Regions from separate parts of the Homo sapiens genome. Here regions 1, 2 and 3 are each linked to region 4. Evidence: chromatin contacts called from ENCODE Hi-C or POLR2A ChIA-PET data. All regions are on one chromosome and are shown on one strand. The core of a region is the stretch at or near the end of the contact, and the rest is flanking DNA. Distances in the headings are between cores, read along the strand shown.

The links. Hi-C counts contacts between places; a loop is a spot of excess contacts on that map. ChIA-PET counts read pairs that join two places held with the same protein, here RNA polymerase II (POLR2A). Pooled maps may share reads with other maps.
Region 1: a pooled map shows a loop between it and region 4 (6-fold over the local background). The contact joins the promoter of GRIPAP1 here to the promoter of ZNF182 in region 4. A Hi-C loop is called at or near these places in 4 of 50 pooled maps.
Region 2: a map with no recorded cell type shows a loop between it and region 4 (4-fold over the local background). The contact joins the promoter of CDK16 here to the promoter of ZNF182 in region 4. A Hi-C loop is called at or near these places in 1 of 37 single-sample maps with no recorded cell type and 2 of 50 pooled maps. POLR2A ChIA-PET finds 5 or more read pairs at or near these places in 1 of 52 experiments (MCF 10A).
Region 3: a loop to region 4 is called in a pooled map, with 6 times the contacts of the local background. The contact joins the promoter of ZNF41 here to the promoter of ZNF182 in region 4. A Hi-C loop is called at or near these places in 3 of 37 single-sample maps with no recorded cell type and 11 of 50 pooled maps.

What each region holds. Positions count from the first base shown.
Region 1 is chrX:49,000,763-49,003,685 of GRCh38, forward strand. GRIPAP1 (GRIP1 associated protein 1) reads right to left here and starts at 1,502. Exons shown (of 26, transcript NM_020137.5): 1 at 1,426-1,502. The coding sequence starts at 1,467. RefSeq lists an enhancer at 1,511-1,620 and a cis regulatory region at 2,893-2,923.
Region 2 is chrX:47,217,424-47,220,758 of GRCh38, forward strand. It overlaps CDK16 (cyclin dependent kinase 16), which reads left to right and starts at 1,258. Exons shown (of 16, transcript NM_006201.5): 1 at 1,258-1,682. It overlaps LOC105373194 (a long non-coding RNA gene), which reads right to left and starts at 1,227. Exons shown (of 3, transcript XR_949047.4): 1 at 1,080-1,227. RefSeq lists silencers at 592-701, 1,402-1,561, 1,582-1,691, 1,702-1,771 and enhancers at 892-1,011, 1,132-1,201, 1,345-1,984.
Region 3 is chrX:47,481,538-47,484,511 of GRCh38, forward strand. It overlaps ZNF41 (zinc finger protein 41), which reads right to left and starts at 1,685. Exons shown (of 5, transcript NM_001324144.2): 1 at 1,558-1,685. It overlaps LINC01560 (long intergenic non-protein coding RNA 1560), which reads left to right and starts at 1,179. Exons shown (of 1, transcript NR_126059.1): 1 at 1,179-2,974. RefSeq lists an enhancer at 1,120-1,419 and a silencer at 1,410-1,699.
Region 4 is chrX:48,002,429-48,005,732 of GRCh38, forward strand. It overlaps ZNF182 (zinc finger protein 182), which reads right to left and starts at 1,561. Exons shown (of 6, transcript NM_001007088.2): 1 at 1,481-1,561; 2 at 1,080-1,274; 3 at 167-225. The coding sequence starts at 181. It also overlaps a transcript of SPACA5 not described here. RefSeq lists an enhancer at 1,177-1,486.

The DNA.
Region 1 (2,923 bases), core at 252-2,751, 1.0 Mb after region 4:
TCTACCCAGCAAGGCCGGTTCCTTCCCATTAAGGAACTTACTGTTCCTTCCCCTACCAGGACTTTTCCCTCCCTCCCACGCCACCAGCCTCCACTCACTGTTCTCTGGTAGTCTGCTCAAGGTCAGAGGGCTTGGCCTTCACAGAATCTTTCCTACTCCTGTCCTCTCCAGGACCCAGTGATCTGTCTCTCCAAGTACTGGTCCAAGTGGAATATCCTTTGTACCCCCCGAGACTTGCCCCCCAACAAAGCCCAGTAGTTCTCCCTCATTCATGGCCCAGTGGGATCAATGTTCCTCATTCAAGGGTATTCCCACTCCCCTCAAGATCTCCCCAGTCATGATCCATTGGGAATGGCCCTACACCCTTCAGGGTAGGCCTCTACAAGGCCTTGGGTAGGCCAGTTGGATGACTCTTACTCACTTAGAATCCCTTTCAGATGACAGTGGTCTTCCCCATTCATGGGTTAATCAACTCGCCCTTCCATTCTCAGTGTCCCTCACACAGGGACAGCTGGTTTCCCTCATTCAAGGACCAATTGGATTACCTGTCCTCCCTCAGAGTTCCTCCCCTCCCCATGCAGGACCCTGTTCAGACCCCCCCCCCAGTGAGGAACCCTCTCAACAAGGGCCCATTCATAGTGCAATGCTATGGCCTTTCATTGCATCTCAGAGTCCCCCCAAAAGAATCAAGTGGGGGTACCTCCCCAAAGCCCAGTGATCTTCCCTCCTTGTAGTCCAAGGTATCAATCTTTTACCCCTCTGGTCCTCCCCCCAGTTAATGGGATTAATGGTATTACCCATTCATGGCCTTCTTCACCCCAGGCCTAATGGGATCACCCTTAATCATCCAATGGTGCCGCCCCCTCTTAGGATGCACTACCAACCACCAATGGCACAGGATCTCCACCTCCCAGGAACAATGACAACATCTGGGGTCTTTCCCCAATCCCCGGGCACAGTGGTATCTCCCCCAAAACTTACCACCTCCCACCCGCTAATGGTTCTGCCCTCTCAAGGGCTCCCACCACCATGACGCAAACGACCCAACACCCGCTTCCTTCCTCTCCAGACAAAATGGTTTCGCCTTCTCAGGATCTCCTTCCCTCAAAGCCCATTATCATCACCCGCCGACGGTGTCCCCTGCACGGGCCCAAAAGTCTCGTCCCCTCCAGGTCTGAGTAAGGTACCGCCTACTTAATGGCGCTCTCCCAGCCCACAATGCTAACAGAGTCCAACCTTCAAAGCCGCAGAGTATCTCGGAATCCAATAGTCTCACCACTCCGAGCCTCAGTTTCCCTTCTCCAGACCCACCCCATAAACTCAGGGTCCATCCCAACCAACCCCTTCTCAGAGCTGATAGCACGACCTCTCGCTACCCCGCCCCCGGTCGCCTAGCCGGGTGGTCTTTCCCACCGCGAGCGGCACCTGCATCCGCTGAAACTCCTCCTCAGACAGAGCTTGCGCCATGTTCCTCCCCCCACCCCCCCGCCAGCTTTCTGCGCAGACGCAGCTCGCGCCTCCTGGCAGTATTAAGGTCGGACCAAACCACTGGCCAGGAATGGAGGGGGTAGAACCTAATTCCGAAGGGCAGCATTTTGGAGACGCAGAGAAGAGAACGAAACCGACGAGTCAGGTGAACTGTAATACAACGTTCTACCCGAATGTAAGTCATCTGATTGGCTTTTGGACTCTTCTAGGCCACCCATTGTGATACGACATTATTACATCCCCGTTTCATGGGTGGACTCGTCGCTAGGGAAGTCTTTGCCGACAGAAAATCACCCTTCCGCGGTATTCCTTTAATGAGAATGGGTAACTTAATAACCATAGAAATGAAAGCGGAAGCTTCGCTCTGGTCTTGTTCCCGCCCCTCCTCCGGGAGACCCCAAAGGGGAATCCCACCTCTTGTAAAGCCTTTGGCCTTTTTTTTTTTTTTTTTTTTTAAGGTTTGACACTTATTTTGTTATCATGATACTGCATGTCACGTTAGGTAAAGGACTTAGCCACCAATAAAAATAGCAGAGTGGAAAGAGTGACAGTGAATCAAACGAAAAAGCTACATTAAAACAAAACAAAAACAAAAAACAAACCAGGGTGGTGAAACACCAGGCTCATTCAAGTATTAGAATTCACTATAACCCTCACCGATCTGAGAGTAAGAAATGGTATCTCAGTGTAGTTTTTTTCTTATTTTCTTTTTTCTTTCTGTTTTTGTTGTTGTTGTTGTTGTTGTTTTTCTTTTTTGAGACGGAGTTTCACTTTTGTTGCCCAGGCTGGAGTGCAGTGGCACGATATCCGATCACAGCAACCTCCGCTTGGCGAGTTCAAGCGATTCTCCTGCCTCAGCCTCCCGAGTAGCTGGGATTACAGGCGCCCGCCACCTCGTCCGGGTAATTTTTTTTTTTTTTTTTAGTAGAGACGGGGTTTCTCCATATTGGTCAGGCCGGTCTCGAACTCCCGACCTCAGGTAGTCCGCCCGCCTCGGCCTCCCAGAGTGCTGGGATTAAGGCGTGAGCCACCGCGCCCAGCCTTCTTATTTTCGTAGAATTTAATGATTTCCCTGCTGTGGAAAAATATTTCCAGCAGGGCCGGGCGCGGTGGCTCACGCCTGTAATCCCAGCACTTTGGGAGGCCAAGGAGGGCTGTTCACTTGCGGTCAGGAGTTCGAGACTAACCTGGCCAACATGGTGAAACCCCATCTCTACTAAAAACACAAAAATTGGCCGGGTGTGGTGGTGGGCGCCTGTAATCCCAGCTACTCGGAAGGCTGAGGCACGAGAATCGCTTGAACCCGCCAGGCAGAGGTTGCGGTGAGCCGAGATCGCACCACTACACTCCAGCCTGGGGGATAGAGCGAGACTCTGTCTCCAAGAAAAGAAAGAAAAAGAAAAGTATTGCCAGCCAGGACTCTTTGATTTCTTTC
Region 2 (3,335 bases), core at 8-2,507, 790 kb before region 4:
TAACTGCTGTGATCAAGGCTGCCATAAAGGGAAGCCCGGAAGAGGCGGGGAGGCTGCCTTGGAACAGGGTAGTGTAAGGATGTGCCAGAAGGCCTGCTGGAGGTTGCAGCCCTTTGAGCTGGACTTGGGGATAGTGTGGTTTTCCAGGCAGAAGGAAGTGAAGGATTAGGTCGGCCTGGTAGTACTTGGCACACAACATGCGCCCAATAAATAAAATGGAAATAAAACCGCGGAGTGTTCTACTTGTGTTGACTGACATCAAAACAAAACAAAAAACCCTCAGAGTGAGGGGAGGCACGGGAGGGGCTGTGCCGGGCAAGAGAGGTGGCAGGAAAATCCAACGCACGGCGCCTATGCAAATACTCGTGTGAGGCAGAAAAGAGGCTCCGCCCCGCTCGAAGTTCCAAGCATGCGCAGTAGCGGCTCCTGCGCCTCTAAGGATCCGCCTCTTTCCTTCTTTCTCAGCCTGGGTTCCACCCCGGGAGGCCCGCTGTATGAGATGGAGGGCGGGCTAAAGGCGGGACGAGACTCGATTGAGCGCAATTATGACCAATCACCTTGCGGAATATTCGGCCTATAGCGAAGGAGGAGCTCAGAACAAAAAGGAGACCCCACCCCCGCCGACGGTGAAAACCTATGAAACCTGGGCGGAGGCGTGCGGAGTCGGGTAGAGAGCGAAATCACGCCTCTTCAGTCAGCCACGCCCTTTATTCTTGCTCGGCCTCGCCACAGAGAGCAAATCAGATTGGCTGGGCGACAACCTCAAAGGGCGGGGCTGCACACGTTCACTACGGGAATGAGGTAGCGGTGGAGGGGGCAGTTGGGCGGGGATAGGCCGTCCTAGCTAAGGTGGTAAAGGCCAATAACTCTTCAGGCTGCCTCTCCTCGAAAAGTCATCTTCTCGCGAACCTTTAAAATGCCTTCCTCCCCAAGCACCTCAAGGGACTAGAACTGAGTGCTTCATTTGTCTTTTTTCCTCCTTGCAAAAGTCCCGTTTGCCACCATGGGGATGTACCAAGTGAGACCGAGTAGGGGGAACGAGTGGTGATTGACGCGCCAGGTTACTGGCCACTGCTCACCTAGGCGCTAGCAAACTTCTGCCAAGATCGGAACTGAGTACTAAACAGCCTCCACAGTTCTCCCTGGTGCCGTCTCCGGCTTGGCGCCGCATCCTCCTCTGGGCTCGCGATGGCCGCGTCCCCTCCCGCTGCGGACGGGTCCTTTGGTACATGCAGTCCGAGGTGAGTCCCCTCCTTTCCACTTCACCCTTCCGAGCGCCTGCGTGCGCATGCGCGGAGCGCGGCGCGCGCGGCGGTTGGGCCGTTGGCTGTTCGGCCCTGGGATCCGCCGCCACTCCGCGATCAGACCGCTCTGTGCCGCGAGCCGCCGTGAGCACTCGGATTCAAGCCGGCGCCAACGAGTCCGGGGGCATCGCCCGCAGCGGCCAAGCTCATGGCCGGCTGAGCGGGACGCCGCCTCCGCCTCAGCCACCGCCGCCGCCGCCGCCTCCTCCTCCTCAGCCGGCGGCGGCCCGGGCCCAGCAACCATGGCTGAAGACTACTGGGACGGGCGCCTGCGGCGAACAGGAGGAGAAGGAGGTCGCGCGGCCTCATCCCGGGCCGCCGCCCCAGGCGCCGCCGCGCCGGCCCCGCGGCTCTGAGGTTGCTCGCGCGCCCCCGCCGGTGAGCGCGTCCCCGAGGCGTGGAGGCTGCCCCTCCTCCTTCAGAACCCACCTCGGGCGGTGCCCAGGGGTCTGGGCTGCGGGGCTGGCAGGTGCCCCCACCCCCGGCGAATTTCCCAGAATGCACCGGGGCGGGGGGTCATTTGGGGCCTCCCTGACCTTGGCCCCGCCCTGGGCCTGTCCTGGGAGCTGGGGTTGGGTAGTGCTGTGGGTGCTAATGGGGACCTGGGGGAGTCAAAGGACCAAAGGGTGTGGAAATGGGTGACAATGGGGTGAAAGACTTGGGGGGGTTGCTGATGGGGGTCGGAGCATGTGGCAGTAAGCCTCACGCCAATAAGTCGTGTAAGGTTCAAGGCCCCGTGTGTGCTTGTGGAAGGAGGGCGGGGTGCGGAGCGGGTGAGGGACCCGAGGGTGTATAACGGGGGGTAGGGTGTCGAGGAAGTTCTAAGACATGCTCATAGGGATTATGTCCGCAGAGAGGCCCGGTGTGTGTTCATGGGGGACAGGGTGGCACAGGTACCAGAACGTGTGTTGGTGGGGTCAGGGCTCTGAGGCCTGGTGCGTGGCGATGAGGCCCTGGATGGTGTTAATACTGCGTGTCTGTCCGTGGGGCCTGCAGTGTGTGAGAATGCAGTGTGTGCTTGTGGAGGGCAGGTAGCTGAAGGACTCGAGTGTGGTGTGTGCGCCAGTGGGGGTCATGGCTGTAGAGGGTGTATGCCTGTGGCCTCGAAGGTCTAGGTAGTTTGGGACCCAGTATATGCTAATGAGGGCAGAGTGGAGGAAGGACCTGAGGGTATCTAACGGAGGAAGGACTGTGGAATACCTGAGCCTGGCCTAAAGGAGATGAGAATTGCGTGTCTGTCTGGGCCCAGGAAGGAGTGGTGGGGAAGTGTCTTAGCACTGTCAGAGGCTTAGTGGACGAAGGGTAAAGGTGATGTGAGGTGTGAGTGTGTCCATGGACACAGGGAATGTGAGTCTCGAGGGCACACTAGGAAGGAGCAGGGTAATAGAAGTACTGGTGGTTGCTAATGTGGGTTTAGAGACATAGAGGCACTTCAATGTGTGCCATTTCGAGAGTCAGCTGTGTGAAGTCTGGAATATGCTAATAAGCATCAGAACCTTGTGAAGATTGTGCCCTTGTGTCCGCGGAGGACCAGAGTATGTTGAGGTTCCAGGGGGTGCTACTCGGGGGTAGGGCTGCGGAGGGGATCTAGTGTGTAATAAGGGGGATCAGGGCTTTCATGAAGGGATCTAAGTGTGAACCAACAAGGATTATATCTGTGGAGATATCTCTGAGCAGAGAGCAATAGAGGACAGGAATGTGTGATGATCTCGGTGTGCTAAAGTGGATTACAGCTAGGGAGGGCTGAAGTGTGTGCTAATGGGAGTCAGGGCTGAATGAGACCTGTGTGCACTAATGAGGGTCAGGCCATGGTAGAACAGTGTGTTTGTGTGTCCCTGCGGAATAGGGCTGAGTAAGGGTTCAGGGTGCACTAATGGGGAGGCAGGACTGTGTGAGGCCCGGCGTGTGCTAATAGAAATCAGGCCTGAGTGAAGACTCAGTTTGTGCTGACAGAGGGGACAGGACAGTGGAAGGACTGGAATGTGTGTTAAGGATGGTCGTAGCTGTGAAGGGGCCTGAGTGTGGGTAACA
Region 3 (2,974 bases), core at 435-2,934, 520 kb before region 4:
TTGGGAGGCTAAGTTGGGAGGATCGACTGAGCACAGGAGGTTGAGGCTGCAGTGAGCCATGATCGTGCCACTGCACTCCATCTCTGGGCGACAGAGTGAGACCCTGTCTCAAAACAAAATAAAACCGAACAGCAGCAACCACAACAAAACATGTGACACGGAGCTAAAGTGTTCTTAGAGAAAAATTTATAAACTGAATGTTTATATTATAAAATAAAATGACTGGATAGTAAGATAAGCATTAAATTCAGGACTTTAAAAATGAGAACAAAATTAAAAAACAGAAAAGAAATAACGAAGTTAAGGGCAGATATTAATGACAGAGAAACAAAGATACAGGAGGACCAACAAAGTCAAAAGTAGGTTTTGAAATAACCTCATCTCAGACCTAAAGACCACCTATCACTGACCCCAGGAAGCTGCATATCTGATTCCACAGCCCCCCATCACTAGTCCCAAAGAAACGCATCACTCACCCAGCAGGAACCTTGGTCAATCACCCAATAAACCCCATCCCACACCTCACAGACCTCCAGTAGTCACCCCGCACAGCCCTTTCTTACCCCCACGGACTTCTCATCACTCATCTCACATATACCTTATCACTCACCCTAGAGACCCTGTATCACTCACCCCACAGACCCCCTTATTATTCACTCCGGTGTCCCCAACACTCATCCCACAGGCTACCCATCAACTTTCTCTAGTGACCCATCACTCACCCACAAACCCCAATCACTCATTCTGCACCTCCCTATAAATGACCCCAGAGAAGCCTCCTTACTCATCCTACTGAGCATCTTCGAGTACAAAATCCATGTCATAACATCCCCATAATTATCTTAATGCTTGATCCATGTCATAACATCTCCATATTTATCTCAATGCTTAAGTGGCCCTAAGTCCGTCTGTTAAACTCACTCCCAGAGCCTTAAGTCCTGAAAACTGCTTCGAGGAACCCCGGCGCTTCTGGACTTGATCTGCACATGCTTAGTGTCAGCTCCGAAGCGGCCGCTCGCCCACAATTACACCTGGTGGGTGCCCTTACACCGCGCCGGTGCGTGCGTGCGCGTGCGCGTGTGCGTCGAAGGAGAGGCGGGCTTTCCAATTTCCTTCAGTGACTCTCAGGCAAGGAACATGGCTGTCTCCTTGGGAGTGTCTCTACGGGAGCCGCCATCTTGGAAGGGCGGTCATTTCTGCCGCGGAGCCCGCGGTCCCCTACTCGATATACCCCTGTGGGATTTTCCAGTGGCCGAGGCACTGGGCCATGGAATGTACCACCAGGCTTCTCCCCTCCGCCGCAGCCTCTAGGAGTTAGTCACCTCCGAGGCCCCGGCGGGCGAGGCGCTTTGCCTCTTCCGCCCTCAGGGTGCCCTCGGCCTCAGGCCGTCCCTACCGGGGAGCCTCCGCCTCTTTAAATATCGCCCAGCCCCCACCCCCAGGAGCAGGTCGCGAGACGCACCCGCCCCCGCCCCTGCCGCCGCACTGCTCTGTGGGACGCGGCGACCCCTCTCCCGCGGCGGCCGGGACCCCGCGCCCACCGCGTCTGGAGCCCACCTGGCGGCCCCACTGGCTACATTTCCGACCTGGACCCCGGCCGGCTGCGGGAAACACTCGGCGTCTCGGCTGTCACCGAACCTGTGCAGTTGCCGCGGGGGGAGTCGTGCGTGTCAGATTTAGGCCAGGAAGCGGAAGTCGCCAGCAGCGAGAGTTTAACCTCTGTGGGCGCAGAGGGTTGCGGGGATTCAGCGCCCGGGACCGTGGATCTGTGCAGGGAGTCATAGGTGTGTGTGACATCAGTGGTGGAACATTTTGGCTCGTTTTCACAATTCAGTCATTATCCTTTCTGCTTTCCTCCTGGAAGCATTAAGGTTGAAGTTTTCTTCTAAAGATCAAAGTTTTGATTTGTTATATTAGTTCGGATTTGTTTGATTTTTGTTTGTGTTCGGTTTCAAGTGCTGATTTGTAACTTTTCTCCCCCCCCCACACACGCCTTTTGACCCCTGAATTATTTAAAAGTCCATTGTTGGAGTGGCAAACATCCTCCGAGACTCAAAGGGCAAGGCCATGGGCGCTTTATTCCGGCTGCTGCTCCAGGAACGTGGGAAAGCAGCGGAGTTTTATTCTAGGGGAAGGAAACAAAGGCGGCCGAGTGCCAGCTGCACGTTTGGTGGGATTTGGTCATCAGGGGTGGACATGCTGCCCAATGGAGCTGTCGGCAGTTTGACCCAGCTTGGTCCGTCGCGTCCTGTTCTAGGAATCGATTATTCAAAGAAGGAATTTAGAGGGACTGCAGAAAATGTTACAGGTCTTAACACCATTTTGCATTTCCGCAAACGAACAAGAAGTTAATCCCTGTGTTAGTGATTTCTAAGCCCATTTGCCTTGTGGCCCAAGAACGTTGAGTTTGAAATTTGATGAAACTTGCCTTAAGGCTCAAGTACGAGGCCAGCTTTCAAAAATGGTTTTGTGCCTTGATTGAAAACACTGTATCTTCTAGTTGTTGGATTTATCGTACTCTGCGGCTCTATTGGTTCAAGCTTGTGCGTTGGGCCTTTTAAAATGTGTGTTTCCTGATAATTCCCTTCAGCTTGTCAACTGGGGGTGATGTGGCAGGGAGAAAGAGAGAGAGGAGAGAGAGAGACTGTACTGGCAGGTTTTCCTTGTGCTATTCAATTTTTGCTTCCTATGTTTTGAAGTTTTATTATTAACTGCAGGTTTCATTACTGAATAGATATAGCCAAATTCCTTCCCCCAAAAGATTATAAAGTTTCCTAGTCCTACCAGCAAAATCATTAAGTTCATTAAGGCAAATCCCCTCCAGCGCTGGATGTTGATGCTGTCTTTAATTTTGTATTTTTCTGACTACTTTGTGCAATTGAGGATTGTTTTGGTCTATTGGCCATTTGGCTTTTCTCTTTTGCAAATGTTCATATCCTTTGTCCAGTTTTCTTTAGGGTGATTTTTCCTTTTC
Region 4 (3,304 bases), core at 311-2,810:
GTCCTGCACACCTCTACATTCTAATTTGGCCTTGATCTGTTGTCTCTTATTTTGCCTGATCCAATCCTTATTTACAAATACTTTCCTATTTTATGGCAGGGATTTCCACATATTTCGTCACATCCACAGTAAAATAGAGGAATGAAGAAACAGACAACATACTTACCTGGGGTTTGGCCATTTCCTGCTCTTCTTGGGAAAAAGCAGAGATGTGTGACGGCCGAGCTGGAACAAGTGGAGAAGAGTACAGCAGATGAGGAGACCCCATCAGACTTTCAGTGCCCAGAATTAGCTGCCTAGCAATCCCCTCACATCAGCTGGCCATCAGACTGCTCTCTGGAAGAGTCTGGGCAACCATGTGATTTTAACAATCTGTGTATTATTCACTCTTCATGTGAACATTGAACACAAAAGGTTTTATATACACATATATTAAATTGTGTACTGACCCATAAAGTGTATTTGTAGGTATTTTCCTTAAGGAAATAATTTATCATAATGTATCATAATTTCTCTGCACGTACCCACGTCTCAGCATTGATTTCAATAATGCCAAACTTAAACGATCCTCTATGACCCATAAGGGATTAATAATAACAAAATATAAAAGATAAAATGCTACAAAGCTGTTAAAAGCGTTATATGGAACTGTACAGTATCTATGCACTTTGTGGTATATGTATCTCAACTAAACGTTTTTAAAAGGTGTACAAAAAAATCCTAAGGTGAATTACAAAGTAGGTTTTAAAACTGCGGGAATCCATTTTAAAGTTATATGTTAAATGTTTAAAAGGCATACCCCTATACACACCAAAAATGTCTAAAAACGGACATTTAAATGTGTGGGGGAAGAATTAGTTCCTGTTGATTTTCTTTTTCTCTATTTCAGAATTAATCTATATATTCAAATGTTATTTATTAAATGCCAAAAAAAACTACACTCTAAAACTATTATCCCAATTACATTTTACCCCCATCTCCCTCAGACCCCGCACCTACCCCTCCTCCCACGCCCCCAACTTGGGCGAGGCCCGGGGTCAGGTGAGACCTCGCAGGTGCCTCTCCTTCCTTCTGCTCACCTCACCGGGGCCGCCTTGCCCAGAAGCCGGAAAGAGGCCTTCGGGTGCGGGGGTGCAGGTTCACTTCGGCCGGAGCATTCACACCAGGCCCCCACCTCGGGGCTTGGGCAAGGGGAGAGGGCAGAGGGAGAAGCGGGGCGCGTCTAAAGAGGGGTCTGAGGGATGCGCATGAACCTTTAGGGGCAGGTCACTGTGCTGGAAAACGTGTAAAAGTCAAAGTTTAATAAGCCCCATTTAATCCTGCTTAGCCCCCATAACTTTGTTCACCAGTGAGCCCCTAGAACCTCGTCCACTGACCTCTCGGTCCCCCATCACTCAACCCCCAACTCCCACTTCACTCATCCCACAGAACTCCCCATCACTCAGCCCACGACCCCTAGCACTTGCCCCCTCAACCTCACTCTCTCTCGATAACAGATTTTCTGCTCGCTGCTCAGGAGACCGTTACAAAGCCTGGCCCCAACAAGCACTTCCGCTTCGGGACCGACTCTTTGGCACCGCAGCCTAAAGGGCTGCAGGGGTCGGTTCTGCGCACGCTCAGTGGCGCCTTTGAGACCCCGTCCGCCAATAGTCAACATGGGGCCGCAGCGCAGGCGCAGAGGGAAGGTAGCCTTGCCGGTGACGTCACTGCTCCAGGCCAGATGGCCGTGCCCACCGTGTCCTTTTGCTGCTGGGGCTGCGTCGCAAAGCGGTTGTTTACTTAGTTATGCAGAGGCAGGCACTCCTAAGACTTCAGACACCAATTTTCTTACGGCAGGGCGGGGAGGGGAAGTGCCCAACTAAGGAAAAGATTCTAGCAGGCGGCAATTTCGCACTTTGAACTTGGAGGGCAGCAACAGGGTTGCAGGTGTAAAATAACGGGAAGGCGGGATGCGTGGCTAAATTGCTCTGCGTGCACAAAGAGTAGGAGGTAGGGAAAAGCCACTGGCTTCATCCAGTGGCCAGGACTGGGAGTTTACGTTGTAGCGTTTGAAGGACGGTGGGTCGGTATGCAGACAAACAAGCTGAAAAATAAACGGCGATGTGGGACACACACACCGGGGGTGAAGGGGTATATTAAGTGGTGGCTAACAGGTTGCTTTTTCTGGATGAGTAGACAGTGTCAGTGTGTTGGGAGTGTAGGGGGTGTAGGCTGGGGCCAGGTGCTGTAGGGCCTCCTTGGCCAGGGAGCTCATATTTCATTCTGGACATATGGGAAACCATAAGAAGGATCCGATCTGTAAAGACCAGTCTGAAGCAATCTAGCATTATATAGTAACGTTAAAAATACACATATATTGGGCTGGGTACGGTGGCGTGCGCCTGTAATCTCAGCACTTTGGGACGCCAAGGTAGGCGGATCACCTGAGGTCAGGAGTTCAAGACCAGCCTGGCCAACATGGTGAAACCCCGTCTCTACTAAAAACACCAAAAATTAGCCGGGCTTGGTAGCACGCCTGTGATCCCAGCTACTCTGGAGGCTGAGGCAGGAGAATCGCTTGAACCCGGGAGGCAGAGGTTGCAGTGAGCCAAGATCACACCACTGCACTCCAGCCTGGGCAACACAGTGAGACTCCATCTCAAAAACAAAAAACAAACAAACAACAACAACAACAAAAGGAATGGAGCTTCCCAGTAGACAAGACAAAGAAAGAAAGAAAGTAAAAAAGGAACTCACATCTGTTGCTCCCTGACACATCAGCACCTCCTGGGTATACAATTTATCCACTCTCTCAATGCATTAGGAGGTAGAAAATAGAAAGGGCTGGTCCTTTAGGGCCCATCAAGTGTCGCCCCTTCTAGCACCTAAACGTCATCTCCAACCACCTTGTACACACACACCTACACAAAGGAGGAAATCTTTTAGGGTTGGTGGGAGTTGGGGGGCAGAGGAGCCAGTGATACAGCCCCTCAGAAACTATCTGAGGGCCCACAGTGTGCATGCACAAGCTATGTGAGGCTAACTTTGCTGCTGCAGAGCGAGGACTCCCACTCTCTGTCCTGGGTATCCTCTACCGTCATTCCCTACAGGTGTGACCTCCTCATACAGTAACCTAAGCAGCAGGTGGCTAGGTGAAGGAGAGTGAGAAGCTGACAGGTGGCTGGTCCCACCACAGAGTCTGCATGATATGACATTCCCACCCAAAGACAATGAGAGAAGCCCCCACGTGGCTGGCGAGTCATCATTACAATTGCTCTTATGATACATTTTATCAAGACCACAAAAGCCTTGCCAATTGTGAGCG